2 separate regions of the Homo sapiens genome follow, and region 2 is linked to region 1. A link is a loop called in an ENCODE intact Hi-C map of the cell type or tissue named here. Cell type or tissue: gastrocnemius medialis. All regions are shown on one strand. Region 1 has its middle 18 kb from the start of LINC01942. Region 2 has its middle 7.9 kb from the start of LINC01484.

The links. Peaks named below come from ENCODE experiments on the same cell type or tissue, not always from the same donor. Only the 100,000 strongest peaks of a DNase experiment are listed, where the experiment ranks them.
Region 2: it touches region 1 in a loop (7-fold over the local background); 8 of 110 quality-filtered maps call a loop at or near these places.

Annotation. Positions count from the first base shown.
Region 1 is chr5:173,668,570-173,673,569 of GRCh38, reverse strand. No RefSeq gene overlaps it. Among named protein-coding and RNA genes, the nearest start is that of LINC01942, 18 kb to the left of the region's middle. RefSeq lists an enhancer at 2,971-3,567. In gastrocnemius medialis, no CTCF peak of the experiment used is centred here; DNase peaks (open chromatin) are centred at 479 and 2,289; H3K4me3 peaks cover 1,063 bases; H3K27ac peaks cover 3,672 bases.
Region 2 is chr5:173,751,611-173,756,610 of GRCh38, reverse strand. No RefSeq gene overlaps it. Among named protein-coding and RNA genes, the nearest start is that of LINC01484, 7.9 kb to the right of the region's middle. In gastrocnemius medialis, no CTCF peak of the experiment used is centred here; DNase peaks (open chromatin) are centred at 1,082 and 3,050; H3K4me3 peaks cover 300 bases; H3K27ac peaks cover 4,545 bases.

The DNA of each region.
Region 1 (5,000 bases):
TAATGGCCAGCTCCTGGGCAGAGAGCTGGCACAGGATTGGCCGGGCTGGGTGAACCCTTCCTTTCCAATTCTGCAGCACAAAGGCCCCAGTGACTTAGCAACTCCGATAAGAGGTCAATGGGCAAATGTCAGTCCTTGATTGAATGCACCTCTTGGCCTGGTTTCAGGAGCCCCAGGGCTGCCTCTCTGCATTTCCCTCGGCTCTCCCCACTCCTATGCAACTGGAGGAAGGTGAAGCATTTGTTGGAAAGCCCTCCCATCCACCCTTTCCCTATCTCTGGCAGGAAAGAAAGCCTATCCCTTCATGTCCCAAGGTCCGAAAGCACAATGAAAACCGGCATCATTATCCTTCAGCCGTGAATGGGAAAAGCAGGATGTTGACTATGGGTCGTCACCTAGGAGGACGGATGAGACTGGATTCAGTCGCAGAAAAGGACAGGAAACAGTCGCTGCCTTGTTTATCACTGTGTGATAGATAGCATCCCGGGGCCACCTCTCCACGCAGGGCCTCATTAGGAAGTCAGCACCTGAAACAGGAACCTCCGCATCACATGGTCCAAGATGAAACAGGGCCTGTTAGCTCGGTCTCCCAGGACTGTGGATCCTTTTTGCATTCCTTCTATTGTTTTTCCAATGTGGGGGCTTGGCACTGGGCACAGTGAGGGTCTCACACCTCTGCTGGTTCTCACCAACAGGAAGCATCTCCCACATTGACATCTTCAAGCAGCCCCTCCCCAAGCCCCTCGAAGTCACTTAGTCTTCATTCTCATCTAGTCTTTTCTGCAAACTCTCCTGCTCCTCAGTCAACGCTCTTTTATTCTTCTTTAGACTTTTTCTCTGCATCCTCCTGCCCCTGCCAGCATAACAATTGAAAGAACTGTCAAATCTTCTCAAATAAATTTTTCTGCATTTTTTTGCTTCTTCTCATATTTAACCTTGTTGATATTTTAATTTTTTTCAGCTTGTAAAAGATTAGAAATCAGAAAGAATTTAAGAAGTTTGTATAGTATACAACACCACGTGCAATAAAATGGGCACAACTTGTCTCCCTTTTATACTATGTAGCTACTGATCACTTTGGACTGCTACGAAATACATAGGACATCAATATGTAACATATTAGCTGTATGTTGATTTCTATAGACAGCGAGGCACCTGACCTTTGGTCTGGAATGCATCTTAAAAATCGGACGTGGATTGTATTACTTTGTCTTGCTGCACAGTTGTTCACCACAAACTGTCACAGGTGCCCCTCACAGCCTTTTTGGTACTCCAGTGGGGGCCTGCTCTGATTAGACGCTGTGCTCAAGGCCATTCTCACTGACTTGCTATTGCAGGGCTGCGAATGCTCGAGAAATCAGACTCTTACACACAGGTGAGTTTCTGGGATCTGGTTAGTAAACCATACCTTCAAGTAAACCACCATAGCCTCCACCATATTCAGAATAAGCAAAACCCTAGAAATGTTGACTTGAAGAAGGATGTCCTGTCCCTTTGGTGACAAGTTGCCTTGTCACAGGAAGATAAAAATGGCTTCATTTGCCCATTTGCCACAGTAGCTCTGATGATCAACCCTGCTTCCTGTCTTGTGCTCCCTTCAATGGATTCTCCATGCACAAAGCAGAGTGATCCTCTTAAAATACAAATCAGGTCAGCTGTCTCTCCCCTGCTTCCAAAAATTCTGCAAAATATTTAGCATCTCAGTCAAACTCCTTCCTACGATAGTGCCTATCACTCTGACTTCATCTCATGGCATCTTCTCCCCCTCGCTCATCACGCTGGAACCACTTTGGCTTCCTCACTGTTCCAAAGACATGCCAAGCTGGCTTTCTGCTCAGTGGGGTTGTAGTTGCTGTTCTCTCTGTGTGGGATGCTCTTCCCTCAGATTTCTGCATGGCTGGCTCTTTCTCATCAGGTCTCACCTCAAATGTCACCTCCTCCGAGAAGCCCTCTGATCTCTCACATCACTCAGTCTCATTTTCATCACATCCCTTATCATTACCCAATATCTTTCTGTTCATTTCATCATGTACTTCCCCTACCACCCGCCGCTGTGAGAAGATAAGCTCCGTGAGAGCAGCAGCATGGTCTGGGGTCCCATAAACGGGCTCCTCCAAGTCCGGATCCATCTCCAGGCGGCTTCCAGTCCAGAGTTCTAGGCACAGCACCAGCCAGCTTCTTGAACGAGTGTTGGCATTTCTTTCTCAGTGGCTTTGAAATCAGACGTCAGCCCCCAACCTCGTGACTCAGCCGGCAGCATGTGAGAAGGCTGGCTTGGGGACACAAAGTCCTTCGATCTTTAGAGAGATAGCAGCCCTCCTGGGAACGGGGCCACAGATGAAGGCTGAGCATGAAGCCTGGGCACTGGCCTGCCACTGGAAGCTGACCCTCTGCTGGACCATGCCAACTCTTGACATTTCCCAAACTAGGCAATGGCCCAGGCTTTTGAAAGCCAGTATCGCCTAGCTATGGAATCGCCATGCAGATAGTGCTCAGGGAATGAAATTAAATTTCCCTTTTCAGAACAAAGACAAACACACTCCTCTCACCCATCCTACGAGAGCTGGGCCGGGAGCGCCTGCCTCCGTGCCAGGATTCAAAGCCCACGGGCTCTCCTGCTTGCTTCAGCAGTTCCTGGCAAGTGCAACGGAGTTCTCCCGCTTTAAAATCTAATTGCCTGCCCACGCCCGTGAATCCCATCTCCAAAGGCAAGAAAAAAAAAAATTTTAAAAAAAAGTTGGTGGGGGTGGGAGGGGCCGGGGTTCTCACACATTCAGCCCAGATGAGCCCATTTAAGCTTTTGACATTATGCCTTTTGGGGAGGCCGATTCAAAATAAAACCAGCCCGAGAAGCTCCTGTTTTAAACAGAAAGATCCATAAATGCAGCTTCTGTCAGTAATGAGAAAAATGGAAATCACAAGCAAAACCAGAAAACTCATTCCCCCAGAATCTTAATGATCTCCAGAATAATTGTGCTGGTCTCTCAAATCAAGGAGTGGACGGTGACAGCCCTGGGTTTTCACATGAGGGTCAGATGGGTTCATGTTTTTTTAATTGGGCTCATTTCTAAGCAATGTGCTTGTCATGATGCCTTAATCCCTTCCCTGTGCCCAGCAAAAATGCTTTCTCTCTCCTTGTCTCCCTCAAACAAATGCAGCTTCTCAACAGGGAAATGAGCTTCCCTGTCTTGCAAACAGATTTCTTATCATATGACTGATCCACTGTGGGTGAACTTGCATTTCTCTTGCATAAGAAAGCAATTTCCTGAAGAGAGAAAGGGGGGAAAATCAAACCGCTTACCTCTCCTTGTTTTCCATATTAGCATCCTTAGCTGAAGCTCCTGAAGATAATGGGAAAGAAACGACTTTATTTCAGAGGATGAATATCAATCTTTCAGATAGCAGTGGGATGTTTAGGGCTCTCTAAGAGGCAGCCAGGTTTTCCTGCATTTGTTTTATTTGGCAGGACTCACAAGAAGGAACAAATTCTTTGACAATTTCAAAGTTTCTCCAGACAAACTGCTACCTTCTGATAAAATCTAGCAGGCTAAAGTTCAACAATGACAAACAAATTAGAAAATTCTGCCATTATAGCGGAATATAAATTGGCAGGTTCATTTAGGAGGCTTAAAACAAAGAATGAGATCTTAAAAGTAATAAAAAATAATAATGAGCTTTGGGATTAAAAAAAAAGAAAGAAAAGGGTAATTTCTCAAGTGTGCGCAGAGGTGTGAAAAGTGACAGCAGCCATCAGTTAAATAAAGAAGCACCAGTGATTTGGCAGACAGTAACCATAGCACACAGTCTCAGGGGGGGCCTCAGACCTGTCTTGGCCATTTCACTTCTCTTGTAGGTTCTGGCTTTCAGCTTCGTTGCACCAAGAGAGGGTGGTGAGCCCAGCACAGGCCCAGCATGAGGATCAGCCCTGAGAGTGGGCTGGGGGTGGGGTCAGAAAAAGAGGAAAGAAGGAGGGAAGGAGAAGGGAAGGAAGAAACTACTGTTTTACCTGCGTTGGTTGATTCAATTTGAGAAATGCTTGTTGTACACCCACTATGTGCCAGCTGAGGCCAGAGGCCAGGAGAAAATGGTGAGCAAAGCAGGAACCCAGCTCAGCCCTTTTGGAGCTCCTGGAGAGGATGACTTTAACCACATGCTATGGTTTGAGTGTGTCCCTTCTGAAACTCATGTTGAAATCTGATCCCCAATATGGCAGTGTTGGGAGAGGGGCCCTAGTGGGAGGTATCTGGGTCATGGGACACCACTGTCATGAATAGATTAATGCCGTCTCTCAGGAGGGAATTCTGACTCTTGTGGGAATGAATTAGTTCCCAAAAAAGAGGGTTTTTTTTAAGTGAGCGCAGACTCTCATGCATGTCTTTTTGCACATGCCTTCTTACCTTTCTGCTTCTCCACCACCTTGTGACCCAGCATGAGGCCCTCACTGGAAGTGGAGTATATACCAGTGCCATGCTCTTGGACTTCCCAGCCACCAGAATCATTAGCCAAGTAAACTTGTTTTCTTTATAAATTATCCAGCCTCCGATATTTTGTTATAGCGACACTAAACAGACAAAGGCACTAGACAAACACACAAATAAATGTAAGGTGGTCATCTTGCTGAGTGCTACCAGGGAGTGCATGAGCACGTGGCTCTGTGCACAGGAATAACCAGGAGAAAAGACCAGGTGTGGTGGCCAAGACAGCATCCCTAGAGCACAGGGAGGTTGGAGCCAAACGTTCATTATGTTTGAGTGCTTTTCTATGCCAGGTCCTGGCTAAGTATTTTATAATCATTATCTTATTCACTTCTTGCATTAGCCCAATGGGACAAATGCTCTTATAACCCCATTACAGATGAGTACCTTAGGCTCAAAGAGGTAATATTGCTTGCCTGAAGTCACAGAGCTGTGGAGGACTCAGACTCAAAGGCAGGCAGCCCTGTCTCAGAGCCCAGGGCCCTGACCACCACAGCAGACGCTGCCCTCCCAGGAAGGGTGGGC
Region 2 (5,000 bases), 83 kb before region 1:
CTTTCTATTTCTTACTCATGAATCTGAGAAAAAGTTGTGTCCCTGCTGGGAGGGACTGGGCTTGACTCTAGACTAATGTTGGGTTTGGGTCTGTACCGTGTCCCTCTCATCCTGTATAGACCAGGACACATGTTTTTCTCACCGGATAATAGGGGCACAGAAGACCAAATCACACAAACACATTTAGAGCCTCTGCTCAGCTCGCAAACACTCATGTGCCACCGGTTCACAAGAGTCACATGGCCAAGCTCGACTTCAGTCCCTTGGAGAGACAAATTCTCCCCTTCAATGGAGAGATACTGAAAAGTCATGTGATGAAGGGCATGGATGTCTAATTCTCTTAAAGGGGAATGAAGAATCGAAAGCAATATTCCAATCTATTCTATTCCCCAAAGTAAATAAAATGTTAACCCCAAACAAGAAATAAACGTAGGTTGAAAACCACCAATGCCCACCACAATGGTTTTGCGTAATACCCACTCGGACAAGTTGAAGAAGTTTGGTGGCAGGGGGCGGGAGTGAAGATATTTTCACTGGATTCTTTCTTGTCCTTGGGTCAAGACATGAAAAGTGCTGGTCAGTGCGACCATAGAGACTGGGATGGGGCAGGTCTCTGATGGAGACTTCAGGAGTCTGAACACAACACTGTCCCATTTGTGACATTTATGAATGCCATGATGATGAAATTCAGAGAAATGATGAAGTTGGGGATCATACCCCAACTCTGGGTCCTGAAACATTTGGAACTCCAACATATTATGAATGTCACGTCTGAGAAACTGAATCCAAACTCACTATTTTCACAGTGGTTGTTATCGGTCCTGCCCATTGGGCTTCAAAACCTGACCACATGGGCAAAAAGATTGGGAGATTTTGCTTAGTTCTGTGATCCTAATTATAGCCCTTCTCTGAACCTCAGTTGACTCATTTGCAAAATGGGACTAATAAGACCTGCTTCAGAGACATATGGAGACAACTCAAAGCAACACTGTGTGTGAACTAAGCTTGGAACCCATGAGGTGCTCAATGCATGTTGGTGCCTAGGCACCCTCCCCTTTGAAGCACGCCCATAACTGGTGGTTCCAGAGGACTCAAAGATCATGTTTTGTAGGGTGTGCCCAACAGAAAAGCTGATGAAGCAAGCACTCACTATTGGAGATGGGAAGCCTGCTCATTCCCGCACTTTAGCCCTCATTGGAAGTGGCCCATTCGACTTCAGGCATACTGCTTAAAGGGACACTTTGACAAAGGGTAGCAGGTTCAGCAAGAGCCACAGGAGAAAAAAAAAAAGGAACTCAACATCCTTTCTAATAAAAAAAAGTTGGAAGAGCAGAGGAGCATTAGGAAAGACAGAAATATAATGCCAAATATTTGCCAGAGTGACTTCTATTTTGAGAATATAGAACACTATCAGATGCAAATGGCAGGCTGGGGATTTTAGCTCAAAGTAGGGAAGGAATTTGCACCCATAACAGTTGCCTGAGTTTAGAACACACGGCCTTATCATGGGGCTTGGGTCAGACATATCTAGTTCAAATCCTGCCCTAGCTCCTCACTCCTCAGACAGCCTTGGGGCAAACATGTCTACTTCTCTAGGCTTCAGTCCAGACCAGAGTTTTGATCACATTAAAAGCTAAGAAAGGGGCAACAGACGACAAAGATTCTTGGATTTGGCCTTCCAATCATTCCCCCAACCCCCAGAACCAGAGACAAGGCAGAAGCCATAGGAGGGGAAATACTGATCCTCCTGGTGCCAGAGGACACGGAACAATGGGAAGGTCATGGTTTATCGCCTGCACCTTGCAAGATGGCAGGTTCACAAGAGAGAGTGAAGGAGAAGGCAGCATTTGCCTGGTTCACGCCATCTCTCCAGGACCAAGCACAAGACCTGACATAATGGCAGCCCTTGATCAATATTGGAAAGCAAGAAAGAAGGCAGGAGGGAAGGGAAGGGAAGGGAAGGGGAGAGAAGGGGAGGGGATGGGAGGCATTCTATGTGCTAAGCCCTCCACTTTACAGAATCTAACCTTCCCAAGTACCTGGTAAATCAGGAATTATTATCCCTTATTTTCCCAATATGTGGAAATTGGGCTTAGCAATTTACCTTTTGCAATTTATGTGACCTTGCGATTTGCCTTTTGCAATTTATGTAACCTCTCTGTGCCTCAGTTTCCTCATCTGAAAAATAGGAGGGATAATAATAACATATTTTGGCTCATAGACTTGTCATGTGAGTGCCTTGTCTGAGACACGATGAACTCAGATTCAATTAAGTTATTATTATCACATTGCAAAAGGCAGCTTTGGGACTCAAGACCTGGTCTTTCTGATTGAAAGATTCTTTTTACCTTACCATGCACTTCTGCAAACAAACATTTAAAAGAGTCTACACTGTAATCAATGCCCAATATATAAATTAATTTCCATTTAGTTTCCTTCTCCCAAGTTGAGGCCTGAGCACAATTTTGATAAGCTACAGATTTATAAATTACTCAGAGCTGGATTTACTGGGGAAGGGTGGTGAAAATGTGGCACAGGGCAGAGGAGGAGAAGTAATTCCTATAAAGTAGTGTCAAAGCAATAAATGCAGATCGTGGGATTCATGGTGATGACAGCTCATCGGCTTCCATGAATATTTGATCAGGTTGGGTTGCAGGAGTGTGGCCTGGAATTTCCAGGCAGGCTGTGACTTGGGCTTATAAATAGTGAACATGCAGGAATGAAACGGACTCCCAAACCTGAGTATCCCTCCCACCAGAAATTTGTGCTGCGTCAACTGGGGGAAGGTGGTGGGTCAACTAGAGGGACCAAGGGGCGAGGAGGAAGAGGGGAGCTGCTAATCACCCACCATCACCCCACGCCTCTACCCTGCTCCCTCCAGTGCCCCCAAATGACCAGTGGTTCCCCTGGCACTGATCTGAGATGGCGCCATTAACAAGGGCCAGAAGCCATTTAGTCTGCGTTGGAATAGCTGGGATAGTGTGAGCCAATCTCCAAGCCCCAGGCTGTTTTCCAGCCCTCTCAGGAGCAGCTCAGGTTTCTGGCCCAGTGAATGGCGCAAGCTGGGGCCTCTCTAAGCAGATCCGGTTACGCTCCCGCACTGCCTGCCGAAGCCAGGGACACTCCGTTAGAGGAGATCAGACTCTGGCTTGTTGGTGACCCTGAAGTGAGGGCCTATCAGCCCTAACCATCTCCACTGCTGCATCCAGGCTTATGACTGTGACCTGAACCTTTGCTTAAGGGGGAGACCATGGACGCAGGAAAATTTGGTTTTCCAAATTTCCAAATCCTAGATCTGCCACTTTCTAGCTCAGGGACTTCAGCAATCCTTTAGCCTCTCTGAGTTTCAGTTTTCTCATCCTTAGTGTAGGGATAATATAAGTATCCAGCTTGTGCCTTTATCAGGAGATATAAGTGAGATGGGCCATGCAAAAATTATTTTGCTCAGTGCTTAGCTCATACTACGTGCTTCATAAATATTAGCTACTTTTATATTTTGTTATCATTGCTGCTGCTAAGAGTATGTTTCTAGGAAACAGAATTTTGTGCCACATTGGCCAAGGTAATCTTTTTTAGACTCAAATGGAAAAATGAGATCTTGTAGTGTCCAACTATTTCTTAGGGACAGACTGCAGCCCAGATAAGCAACTTCCTCCAGGTCACACAGTTAGCTGGGGGCAAAGCTGAGCCTGAAACCAGGCCATGTGAGCCACATTCTCCTCCTCCTCCTTGTTGTACACTATCCAGTGTACAAAATGTTTTCGCATTTATCTGTCTCCATCATGCCATGCCGCAGCAACACACATGCAGAACAAAGAGAACTGGGCCCGTGCAGCCTTGTCTGCCTCACTCACAGTGCATTCTGGGAAACTCCTCCAAGCCCTGGGAAGCCTTGTCAATTAGCATCCTTCTGGCAGGCTTTTTAACGTCCAAAGGAAATCAGCATAGTCAATCTCTTCAGGATTTTAGTTTGAACTTTAATTTCAGCCCCAAGCCTCAACAATATCTCTGTTCTTTGCTCCCTCCATTTCATTTTTTTTTTTTTAAGACAGGGTCTCAGTCTGTCTCCCAGGCTGGAGTGCAGGGGCGCAATCACAGCTCACTTCAGCCTCTGCCTTCTGGGCTCAAGTGATCCTCCCATCTCTGCTTCCCGAGTAGCAGGGACTACAGGTATGTGCCACAATGCTTGGCTAATTTTTGTATTTTTTGTGGAGACGGGGTTTCACCATGTTGCCCAGGCTGGTCTTGAACTCCTGAGCTCAAGTGATCCACTCGCCTTGGCTTCCCAAAGTGTTGGAATTACAGGCGTGAGCCACTGTGCCAGATCTTACTCCCTCCATTTCAAAGGAGAGCTGGAGAAATGAATCTATCCCTGGGTGTGTGTGTATCTGTGTCTGTGTCTGTGTGTGTATGTAAAAATTAAAGCAAATGCTCATGGCACAGGATGTTTCCCCTCCCAAGGAAGAGCAAAGGAAAACCTGGGCTGTAAAACTTGCGCTCTAGGCACCAACCTTGCTGCTACAATTTGGAAGTCACCTGTGTTGTTATGAATTTTAAAATAAACCTGAACTGAATTGTAATTCAGACAAAACAGTGTTTTGCCTAAAAACAAAACCCTAAAACTGTAAGCCACGAGACACACGGGGGGTCAGGGTCAGGATGCAGGAGACACAGACTTCAAACCCAGACAGACTTGATTTCAAGTCTCAGCTCTACCATGCACTGGCCATGAGGACTTGAAAATACCACTGAGCATCTCTGGGTCTCTGTCTTCTCATCTGTAAAATAGGGACAGTATCAACCACCTCATAGGCTCCTTGTCAGACATAAAATGAGAGGATGTATAGAAAGTACCTGATATAGGAAATGTGCAGTCAATAAGAGCTGTCATTAAGTGTGACTGTCACCATGGCATGACTTCCCCCAGTGACATTTCTGGCAGAATTCCTAGATGGTTCTGCTGTGGCGGGGAGGCCTGAGAAAGCACTGACCCCTTCTAC